Linked DNA regions of Homo sapiens: region 1 is linked to region 2. Evidence: chromatin contacts called from ENCODE Hi-C data. All regions are on one chromosome and are shown on one strand. The core of a region is the stretch at or near the end of the contact, and the rest is flanking DNA. Distances in the headings are between cores, read along the strand shown. Region 1 holds the start of EPHB1 (EPH receptor B1). Region 2 holds the start of KY (kyphoscoliosis peptidase).

The links. Hi-C counts contacts between places; a loop is a spot of excess contacts on that map. Pooled maps may share reads with other maps.
Region 1: a map of Right ventricle myocardium inferior shows a loop between it and region 2 (15-fold over the local background). The contact joins the promoter of EPHB1 here to the promoter of KY in region 2. A Hi-C loop is called at or near these places in 3 of 168 maps with a recorded cell type or tissue (Right ventricle myocardium inferior, aorta and posterior cingulate gyrus) and 8 of 50 pooled maps.

What each region holds. Positions count from the first base shown.
Region 1 is chr3:134,791,529-134,797,409 of GRCh38, reverse strand. EPHB1 (EPH receptor B1) reads right to left here and starts at 2,150. Exons shown (of 16, transcript NM_004441.5): 1 at 1,721-2,150. The coding sequence starts at 1,778. RefSeq lists enhancers at 1,775-1,964, 1,975-2,024, 2,069-2,363, 2,425-2,634, 5,468-5,537.
Region 2 is chr3:134,647,907-134,653,699 of GRCh38, reverse strand. KY (kyphoscoliosis peptidase) reads left to right here and starts at 2,678. Exons shown (of 11, transcript NM_178554.6): 1 at 2,678-2,875. The coding sequence starts at 2,740. It also overlaps a transcript of CEP63 not described here.

The sequences.
Region 1 (5,881 bases), core at 901-3,400, 140 kb before region 2:
TGGAATTGCCCTTGCAAATGCGCTCACCCTGGCTTTCCTGCCCGGTTTGGGGGTATATATCCCCTTGAATTTCCAATTTCAACTGCTCCCACACGTGTCTCTCAATAAGTCAAACCCAGGCATCCCTGCGCCAGGGTGTTGACGGCACTCCACACGGCTCCAGTCTTCTCCTGCACGTTCCAAAAAGCAAACCCCTCCTTGCTCCCCTCCCTACAAAGCCCAGCAGTCCCTGAGGGAAGCAGGAGACTGAGGGCAGACAAAAAGCCACCTTCGGAAAAGCAAGCGAGAGCTTTCTAGGCATTAATCGCCGCACCCCCACGCCGCCACCAGAACAAACGTGGGATGCGGTGGTCTTCGCCAAAAGGGAAGGGAATCTTAGCCGCGCCTCAGGGCCCGGAATGCCCCTCCAGCTTCACTTCCAGAAGGGCAGAGCTTTCCGGAATGGCGGGGGGCACCAAACCATCGTGTTTGGGGGAGTTTCCACTGGGCAACCGGTCACAGTTTCGCGAGGAACGAGTAACAAGCGGAGCGAGCTCCCAGATGGGAACGCTGCGCGGTCGCCAAGAGCTGCTCCTCCCCGGCTTGGAGTCCCCCAGAGGAGTTCCATCCGGAGCAGGACACCGGAAAGTGGGGCTGCTAGCCGGACTGCGGCAGCGCATCACCCCTAGAGTTGGTTTTCTCCCGACAACTCCAACTCCGCTCTCCCGCGGAGCTGTGTTCCCAGGAGGCTGCCGCGGCCGCTGCTAGGCTGCGAAGAACAGAGGCGGGGGAAGGGGCGGGAGGCGGGGAGCTGGGCCGGGATTTCCCACAGGGATTCGCGAGCGCTACCGAGCGCCCAGGCTCCCCGCTGCGCCGGGCACGGTGTCTTTGGAGCGCGCTTTCCCAGCCACCAAGCCGGAGGCACCGCCAAGTCTGAGCTGGCAGAGAGTGACGCTGCCCGACGACTCCCGGCCGCCGAGTATCCTCTCCGGGGTGGTGGAGAGGCTGGGAGACTTTAGGTAGGACCGACCACTCACCCCAGCCCACTCCTGTTCCAAGGCTCAAGAGGCGAAAAGGGTTTCCACCTCTCCCCGACTGACCCTGGAAACCTGCAGTCCCGCAGGCGCCCGGACCACCAGACTGGTCCCCAAGGGTACGGCCAATGAACTCCACCCCTCTCCTTCGGCGGCCACTTGCGGGATACCACGGCAGAGCTTCTCCGGCCCCCGCGCGCAGTGCTTGCACGCCAAGCAGAGTCCACTAGCCCGTGGACTGCGAGCTGGAGAAAAGGAGGTGGCGCGCGGCTGCTCAGAAGCGTATCCGTGCCTGGGAGCAGACGGGCGCCAGTACTCCAGGAGCCGGATGGCCAGAGGCACCCCTTTCTCCCCAACGCCCAGCTCTGGCTCTGCCCCAGAGCTAAGGAGCATGCACCGCAATGCAGCGGGCTCCGAGCTCTCCGAGCGGGGGCTGCGGGAGACCGAGGCTACCAGGGAGTGCCGGGGCGAGGAAGCCGGGGGACTCGCGAGCCAGTTTCGGGCGCTAAGAGCCAGCCGGGGGCGCTCTGGTGGGTGCCGCCCAAGCCCCGCGCTCGGCAGCGGCCGAGGCTCCCAAACCTCCTTGCCCTCGGGTCCCGGGATGCCTGCACCGCAAAGCAGCCAGAGGAACCCCGCGAACCGCGGAGCACAGCAGTCCCAAGGCGGCCGGCACCAGCAGCCAACTTGCTCCGTGGAGGGTACGTTACCTTCCATCGCAGCCACTGCGGATGCCAGGAGGAGCAGTAGTAGATAATCCAGGGCCATCGCCGGCCGACGGCCCGCAGGCCGAGACCAAGCCGAGGCAGCAGCGCCGGGAGAGCGCCGCGTCCCAGGGCGCCGCTGCGCTCTCCGCGGGTGGCTTCTCGGTATCCTTTCGCGCTCTCGCCCGGACCGGACTTCCCGGAGCGCTGCGTGGGCGTGGGCAGGAGTGTGTGCGCGTGGGGCGGTGCGGGCGCGCGTGGGTGTGGGTGTGCATGTGTGTGTGTGTGTTTATGGGAGAGGTGGGTGTGTGCGTGCGTGTGTGAGAGAGAGAGGGCGAGGGAGAACGAGCCTGGGAGAGCGCGCGAGAGCGAGTGCGTCCTGGTGTCACATTGCTAGCTACAGCGGAGCCTACGGGAGGACGGAGCCGGCCAGACTGACGCGGGAGGGAGCGGGATCCCCCACCATCAGCTCTCTCCCCACCCCTAACACCTCCTGTCCAATCAAGGAATCAAACCTGCAAAATTCCCCCGGCCAATCAGGCGCGAGCACCTCCTTACACTGGCATTGTTAGTTTAAGAAAAACTTTTGCTTGCAAGGCTGTGCGGGAGGGCTCGGAAGGCGCTAGGAGGGGTCCGGGCTCCCCCTCGTGGTGCTCTCGGAGAACCGCAGCGGCCCGCCCAACTCACCCTGTCCCCCCATAGGGTGCCCAGCGAAGGAGCTGGGGAGGCCTCGTGCCCTTACATCCCACCCAGGACTGGATCCGCTTTAAATGATCAAACGAGCCTTCGTTCATCTTCTCTGTGACAAGAGCACCCTGCCTACCCTGTTTAGAGCAACTCCAGGGGCGCACCCGTGCCTCTCCTCCAGAGCTCTTCACTCTCTAGCATGGGTTGGTATTTACTAATCGATTTTGTTTATCGTGGGGTCTCTCCCTCATTAAAATGGGGTCACCATTTTCGGATTCTTGTCTATTTTGTTCACTACAGAATCCACAGTTCACAGAACAGTGCCTGGCCTGCGGGAGGCATAGTACATGTCCGTCGAAAGAATGAATACTGTTCAGATAACCTGTGGGCACTTGCTCCAGGGTCCACAGGGAACCGGATTTGCTTCCTGTCCAACGTTTCGCAGTTCTTTTTCTGCAGAAGCCTCTGGTTGCCTTTGGTGTTCACTTCCCAGTGCATTGTGAACTTCCACAGAGGGCCCTGACCCCAGAGGACAGCTCAGCGTGGGGAGACCAGGAGTCACACAGTCAGCTATAAAACAGCAAAGCCTGCAAGAGGGCTCTCCCAGGCCGGTGCAAGGCGAGGTGCACTGTTGCTGTGGGCCAGGCCTTCAGTGTGGGTGGGAAGGACTTAGGCAGCAACTGGGGATGCAGCCTTGGAGATAGGAGCAATTCTCCCAGGCTCAGCTCTCACAGCTACACTTTATCTTCCTGTTTCTGGAGATGGTCAAGGGTTCTAAATCAGAAACTCACCTTGAGGCTGTTATATGTTATGCTGGAGATGTGTCCTTCCCTCCTCTCCCGCCCCCCCTACATACCTGATGATAGTCTGGTCCTACAGGGTCAGGGATGACCCGTTAGGTTCCCCACCCCTCCTCCTACGCCTCTCACCTTGGAGGCACCAATCCTTTCCCCTGGTCTGTTAATGAGCTAACAGTGGGCAGATGCGATATTTCCCTTTGGGATGACTCTCCTTTCTGGGCTTTTCTAAATCAGTTCCCCACACCCCCCACCTCTGCGTGTCTAGTCTCTCCTTTGCTGGGACTTCTTCCTCTCCACCACAGCCAGACTCAAGTCCCCCAATCCTGACAATTCTTTCCTTCCCTGGCTCTGACTCAGGCTGCCTTCCTCCTCCCCTCCCCTCCCTCCTACCCCACCTCTGTGCCTGAAGGGAAGATGTCATCAACCTCCACCTTCTCATCATCCACCTTAATGCCATGTTAGCTGCCCTCTACGCCTCCACACCACCAGCTGTGTCGTGATGTCCCTGGAGCCACCTGATGTCACCCTGGGCAACAACCTGCTCCTAGTTAGCTGTCATCCTCCTGCACCGTCAGCACCTGCTGACATTGGTGTCCAGTAGATCTTTTGGGGCTCTGGCCCCAGTTTCCATGGTCCTGCTTCTCCTCCTACCCGTCTTGCCACTTCTTACTGTTCCCTCTGTTACCTCTTCAGCTTTCAAGAGAGGTATCCCCCAAACTCCATCCTTGGAGTTCGTCCTCCTGGGGTACATGGGCAACTCCTTGGCAGCTTCACTTGCTTTTTTACCCCCAGCCATCCCCTCATGGATGGACAGGTGGATGGATGGATGGGTGAGTTTCACACTCTTCCCTCCCCCTTTCACTATATCACAGTCACTTGGTAGGCATGTCTGGCAAAGCCCCGGCTCTGCCATGTCCTCCTCCTTATGCCCTTGTCCTATGCCTGTGCATCTGACCCAGTGTAAACCCATACTACCTTCCCCTGGACAACTGGAGAGTCTCTGAATGACAGTCCAGCTTCCCTCCCTCCCCTTAATCCCTCCAAACTCTGCTGCCAAACTCATCCTTCTCAAGCCAACCTTGATCTTGTCTCTTCCCTGCATAGCAACCTAGTGGCTCCTCACTGTCTGCTGAAGAGAGACTGACCACTCTAGCATGACATTCAGACTGCTTTGTAAGCTCTCTGAAACCTGCCTTCTCAGCCCAGGCCCTGCTGGTCTTTCTCTGGGCCTAGGGTATCCTCTTGCCATCTCCACAACCACACCCAGGCCAGTCATGTGCTCACCCACGTATTCAGGCAGGCCCTGTTCTAGCTGTGGGAACACAGTAGACAGCCCTTCTCTGAGGGGTCTTACCATGTCCTGGAAGGGCGGCAATAATAAGCAAATAGGCAGTGGCATGTCAGGTGCTGAGGAGAGCTCTGAAGAATCACAAAGCAGGAAGCAGCAAGAGAGTGACAGCGGCTAGTTAGACATGCTGGGAAGACCTTCTGTTTACTGAGCACCTTCCGCCACAAACACTGTACTGGATGTTTACTTGCACAACTAAAATGAGTTGAATTGAATTTCCTGACCTCTATTCCTACCCAAATCCCACCTCTCCCAGGAAGCCTTTTCTTCTGTCCCTCTTCCTGATACCCTCATGTTATATTTCTGTGGGTACTGAATGGCTCTGTCAGACATGGCTGAAGGTATAAATGACCATTATCCAACTAACTGCAGAATGTCACACCTGGGAGTGCGCTTGGAGCCCACCAAGTACAGGGATTTCAAGTAGAACCCAGCTAGGGACTTTGAACTTGTGCCAGGATAAATACAGCAACATCACCAACTAGGCCCTCTAAAAATACTGATCCCTAGGCCTGTCAGTAGGGATGAGGTAGGCCCGTGATATGGTTTGGCTGTGTCCACACACAAATCTCATCTTGAATTGTAGCTTCCATAATTCCCACGTGTCGTAAGCGGGACCTGGTGGAAGGTAATTGAATCACGGGGTGGAGTGGGGGGTTCCCATGCTATTCTTGTGATAGTGAATAAGTCTCATGAGATCTGATGGTTTGATAAAGGGGAGGTCCCCCCTGCACACACACACACACGCTCTCTCTTGCTTGCTGCCATGTGAGATGTGTCTTGCTTCCCCTTTGCTTTCCGTCATGATTGTGAGGCCTCCCCAGCCATGTGGAACTGTGAGTCAATTAAACCTCTTTCGTTTATAAATTACCCAGTCCCAGGTATATCTGTATTAGCAGCGTAAGAACAGACTAATACAGCCCATGAATGTGATTTCATATCCTCCCCTCCCCAATTGACTCTGCTGCATGATGAGGCTTGGAAGCTGCTGTTCTTGGTCCAAGAGCTTACAACTGCCCTGAGGCCTCCTCAGGGGATGCTCATGAAAGTGGCCAAGGAACTGGGGCTTCAGACCTCACCTCTGCTCCAGTAGCTTTTTTATCTTTTTTACTGGGCATCTATATCAGGTTTTTTTTTTTTTTTTGAAGGAACTGTTCTTCAGCAGGAAAAGAAGGAGGGAGGGGAAGAGTAAGAGGAATTCAAGGAGAGGATTTGATTGGGTGGTGTAGGGAACATTAACTCATTGATGACTTCTAGAACATGCTGATGGCTCAGGCAAGAATAGTGTCAGTTTAGGGCTGCTTGTTAATTTCCCTAATAACTCAAGGTATT
Region 2 (5,793 bases), core at 1,429-3,928:
TATCCCAGCCACCTCAGTGTTCTCTTGTCTCTCCTTCCCCTTTCCTGATACATCCAAATGCCTTCAGCCACATCACCTTCCCCATGGTGTCTCCCTCTCAGCCCAAGAATGGATAGTGGGGAAGAGGGGAAGCAGCTAAGTCAACCCAGGCCAAGGATGGGAATAGAGTTGGCATTAAGAAGAGCATCTCATCTATGCTCCTGGCAGGCCCCAGAAGCTAGGCTGTTGGACTGATGGCCATGGGTAAACCTCTGAGAAGAGGGTCTAGGTGTCAGGCACCATCAGGATCCAGGGGCAGCAGCATCTCCCAGAGCAGTCGAGGTGACTCCAATTTCAGGAGTTTGCTCCAAAGCGGTGTTCACACTGCAATTCTTTCCAAAGGAAACATTGGTCAATGTCTGGAGACATTCTAAGTTCTCACAATAGGGAAGTGAATGTGATTGGCATCTAATGCGTAGAGGCCAGGGATGCTGCTAGACATCCCACAGTGTACAGGAAAGCCCCACCAAAGAGAATTATCTGGCTCAAAATGTCAATAGCGCCAAGGATGAGAGGCCCTGCTCCGAAGCTGTCTTCAGACATAGCAGAGAGACAGGAGGCCTCCACACCATTTCCCCAGACCCCTGGCAGCACATTCCCAGGTCAGAATATCCTTCTCCAGAGGCAGTTCTGGGAGGGGGCACCAGAGTTTGCGAGTTCCTAGCAATGACACTTTCCAGCAGGAGAGCAAGGGTTGGGAGATGGGAATGCAAGTGTAAGGAAAGGGGACTTCAGCTCCCCCCACCATCACCAACACTCAGACCCATCCGGCAACCAAGGGTGCTGTACACAGGCTTCTAGTTGATTTCAGCACTTCAGACAACCTGACACTTGAAGGAGTTAGACAACACTGACTGGCCCAGGGTAGTTGGGGGGACTCTGGGACCTGAGATCTGCCTCAGCAATCTCCAACACCCCAAGAGCTTTGCATAATGCATAGTTCTTACTTCCCCAGCCACATAGAGAGTAAGTGTTAGCCAGCCTCCCAGGTGTGCGCGCGCGCGTGTGTGTGTGTGTGTGTGTACCTGCACACATACAGACAGGACAAGACTCACTTTAGCAGAAGGAAACCTGCCTTGGAAGTCAGCCATCTCCACTTGCCTGTCTATGGCCTCAGCTCTCTAGGGACTCCAGTTCAACATTACTGGAAGCCAACAACCTCTCCTTCCATCAGATGCCCAGTGGGTGAGTCAGGGGGTGGGGTGGTGGGGGGGGGCGCTGGTAATGCAATAAGACAACAGCCTTTACACGGAACCAAACTCTGAGCCACTGTTATTGGAGGAAGACCTTCAGAATCTCAGAGTGTGGCTGTGACATCTCTCCTGCTTCTCTGCTCCATCAGTCACTTGTCACTCCATCTTTCCCTTTCCTCACCCTTAAAATGAAGTAAGAATGACAGCTACCATATGAAGACCACTTTCTATACACCAGGCGCCTTACATTCATGCCATTCTCACAACAGCCATGTGAGAAATTTTTATCAACCCAGTGATAAGGGTGAGAAGGTGGAGGGAAAATGGCTGGTCCAAGGTCACACAGCCAGGAAGTGATGGAGCTGGTACTGGAATGCAGTCTGTGTGACACAGGCTGCTCCAAGGAGGATCTGGGAACTCTCAGGACCATGCTACAAGGTGGGGTCCATACACTCCAATGCGGGGAGGGCTCCCAGAGCAAAGGCCTCCATGTGGGGGTGCATTTATTAACAGTAGAAACTCGAATTAGGGGAACGCCCCCAGCAGGGTGGGCCCGTAGTGCCCAGGGGTACCAGGCAGAAGCCTATGTAAACACTCCTGAGACCTACAGCCAAACCCCTGCTGCTGTTGGCTGGGCAGGCCAGGCCGGGCTAAAAATAGAAGGCTTCTCAGGTCCAGCTCCCTGTGCCCCAGCCTCCTCCTCTCCCCCTCCCTCCTTCCCCACAGGGCAGGAGCCAGGCTTCTAGAACGAACCGAGACTTTAAGACTTTCGTTTCAGATCAAAGAGGATCGTTAGCTTGATACTCAATGGGCATGTTCCAAGTTCTACAGGGGCCGTAACTGGGGGGAGCTCCTGACTCCAACACCCCACCCAACTCCCTCCTAGGGAGAGAGAGCTGTCAACCTCCAAAACCAACCCAGGGAAGGAGTGAGGTCGAGGCCAAAACTTGGACAATCTCTGCACATCTTGCAATTCAATCTGGAGCCCCTTTGCTGTCTTTCCTTTTCCTGAATCTACTCTCAATGTTGACAGCACTGTGCGATTTCTGTATTTGCCAGGGGCTTCTCGTGGGAGGTCGGCTCCAGCCCTCTCGAGAACCCTCCGGAGACCGTGGGGATGAGGCAGCGCTCAGCCAGAGAAGCCCTGGAGCCCAGGACCAGCGCTTCAAGTGCACCGGGCGGGAGGCAGGGGCGCAGGGAGGGAGGCTCTGGACCGGCCGCCCCTGCTGACTATGGCCCCGGTGCAGGTCAAGGCTTGGGCCCGGGGATTTCCTTTCAAAGGTGACTTAGAGCCGCTTCATTAGGGTAGCGCCCTCCCAGGCGGGCCCTAATGGCGTGTTTGGCAGAGTCAGCGAAAAGCAGCGCCCTGCGGCTCCAGCGGCGGGGGAGCGCCCTCTTCCGCGCCCTCGCCCTCTCCCGTGTGGGGCAGCTGCGCGCACGGGGCCATTTGCAGCGCAAGCAGCCTAGCGTGCGGCCGCGGCGCCCAGGTCGGAAAGGAGGCGGCATCATGGAGCTGAAGAAGGACATCAACGCTGTATCTATCGACATGCTGCTGATCGTGCACTCGGAGAAGCGGCGCGCCGCACAGGGTACGCTCTCAGACCAGCAGGCGAACCCGAGCTCGCTGCTGCAGCGCGGAGGAGGTAACGCGCGCCCGACCCGGGTCCCCGGGTCCCCCGGCACCTTGGCCTCCTTGCCACAAGGGCCTGCCCGCCGGGGGGCGCCCATTGCTCCCCCGAACGAGGTCAGCGAACCCGACCCTCTCCCCCATGGCTGCCGTCGCTTCCCCGCAGTGGCACCGGCGTCCCGTGGCAACGCGCAGTCCCGTGGCAACGCGCAGCCCCGTGATTGCCCCAGTTTCACTCCCTGTGCAGGCCTGTGGGTGCTTCCGTCACCCCTGGGAGTCTTTTTCCTCCCAGCCACTCCCTAACGGGTGTAGAGCAAGATTGGAAGATACCCTGGAGGAAGGCGGCCAGAGCCTCAGGGCTGACTCATGGGTAGCAGAGGCCTGCTCCCCCCCACAGCACACTGCAGGGCACAGGGGACGCTGGGAAACCTTTGGGCTGAGTCAGACTTTTAGATGGGGAGCTCCCTGTGTGGCCTTGCACAATTTACAGCCTCAGTTTCTCCTTTCTTGAGACTTTCTCCCAGCCTCCTATAGATGGAAGGCATGAAAGGCGTAAAAGGAACGCAGGTTTGGATAGGGTAAGATTTGAAACCTGCTGTCTCCACTTGAACTTATCCATCAATTTTACTTGTCCTACACACTTTCTGGGTAAATTTGTAAGTTGTAGATTGGTAAAATAAAGTGACTGTTTATAGAGTGATTGTGGAAAGCAGGATCCGGGCCTCTCTGTTCTCCAGACGACAGAACACAATGTGAATGGAGTACAGAGGGATGATAATGGAGGTTAAATAAGCCCCTGAAAAGCCAGAGAACCTCAGGGTCCTGGATGGCAAGCTGTCTCCGAGGCTGGTGTGAGGATGCACTAGGCGGACTGCGGGCCAGTTCTTTAGGAGTTAGGCCTGACAGCCCATGCAGGAGAATGACTTCTGCCTCTCTCCTCCCCTCCAGCTCTGGAGCTCCTTGGAATTCCTGCTGCTGCTCTGCCCTTGGTTCTTCTGTCCCCAGAGCCTCTGTGCTCATTGAACATCCACCTTCCACCTGCCTTGCTTAAGTAATGCTGCTGTGGATGGCCTTGCCACTACCAGCCACATAGGCTGGAGCTGCCTCCAGAGCCCTGGGAACCTCTTGGGAAGGCAGGCAGGGGAAAGAAACAGAATCTAGAGGGCTGAGTATGTTGACAGGCGCTCTAGTCTCAGGGCTGATTCCTGACTGAAGCAGGAGTTGTTTGGATTCGTTGGCTCTTTAGTTATCAGACCTACTCTTGGGAGAAGGGGAAATGGCCTGCCCAGGGTATTTGTAGTTAGAAAGTCAACAGAGGGCATCAACTTCTTGATAGAAATGAGACTGCTCTGAATACATGTACCACAGTCCAGAATGCCTTCTCCAGTGTGTGGCGAGGCCTAGTTCCAGGTCAGCCCACGAGTCCCCTACTCCCAATCCTCTCTGATCACATCACTTCTAAAGGCTCTGACACTAGAAAGGGCAAAGAATGCAGAGAAGCCCAGGAAACACCAGGCATCAGGACTGCCCTGAGAGGTGCCCAACACCTAGCACAAACTCGCCATGGCTCCAGACTCATGTATGCACACTAGTGACTATGACAGAGAAAAAAAGACCCCTAATGGCTGGGCCCTTTCTGCTGAACTTTTTCTCCAAATATTTTTCTGATGGCCGTTTCTCACCGATGCTATGAATGACAGTGTAGAGATCTGTGTCACTTATTCACAACCAGAGCAGAGAAGAGGAAAAGTGCATGGCTTTTGATGCCTGGTGGGCAGAGATGATATTCAGGAGACCCCAGGCAAAGCCAGCCTGCAGACCCTTTCCTCGAAAAACAGCCTAAGGGAGGAAAATGCCCAATAAGACCAGCTTGTTCCAAAGCCTCCCATGGGTGCAAGATATAAAACAAACTCTTGCTCACTTCCAGGTATCTCCTCCTTTCTCCTCCACACTCCAGATCCTCCACTGGAGAGTGGATCTTCCTTGGTTATATAAAAGAGGGCCTAGGCTCCATGTCAGAAAAGATCAAAGCTCAATTATTGTTGCAATGCAGAGGATGGAGTAATCCGTAACGAGTGGCCCTTCTGCTGGAAGGGCCTTCTGCTGGAAGTGGCCCTTCTGCTGGAAGAAAAGAGTCAGGGGGACAAGAAGGCAAGGAGAGTGTGGACAGGCTAGGTCACTAGGAATTTGGGCTGCAGAGCCAGCAGATGTTCTCTCCCATTTCTGTAAGGCCCTAGCAGCCTCCCAGTCATTTCCCTAGAACAGTGCTTCTCCAAAACGTGCCTGAAAGCCCTCAACTCCTATCAGAAAGTAGAGTGCATATACTCCTGCAGCAGTAGAGGATATAGCCTATAGCTGCCTGGGGCAAGACCCAATGAGCTTTGAAGTCTTAGGTCTTATCCCAAAAGTCTATGTGGTTTGTGTATTCTACTCCATAGGTGTGTCATGAGGGTTCCAAGTGGTAAGTCACTGGCACTGGCTATGGGGGGCTCTGCAGAAAAGAAGGGTGTTAAGAAGAGAGTGGCGGCCCCTGAGTGGTTGAGAGGGCTGGAGAATAAGACTCAAGGCTGAGCTTCCAGGAACAGTACCGTAAGCAGCACCAACGAGCTGGTCTAGTGAGGAAACCTCCTCGGCCACCAAGGAGCACTGAATACTCCTTCCGCGCCAGGATCTCAATTTTATTGCAGCAGCTCCCGCTGCCAGAACGTATCCCCATGCTGTGCCAGGAACTCGACCTTGCGGCTACCACTTGCAGCCGCAGCCAGAGCGAGAGCTTTCCTTCCCTTCCCTGTTGCATCACCAGGTCCCAAGGCAGAGTGAAACACAGGTACATCAGATTGGCCATGGCTAGGCCATACGTGTTTACCCTCTAGCTGCAAGGGAGGCCAAGAGAACTGGCAACTGTCATTTTCCATTCCCATTGGGATTGACGGT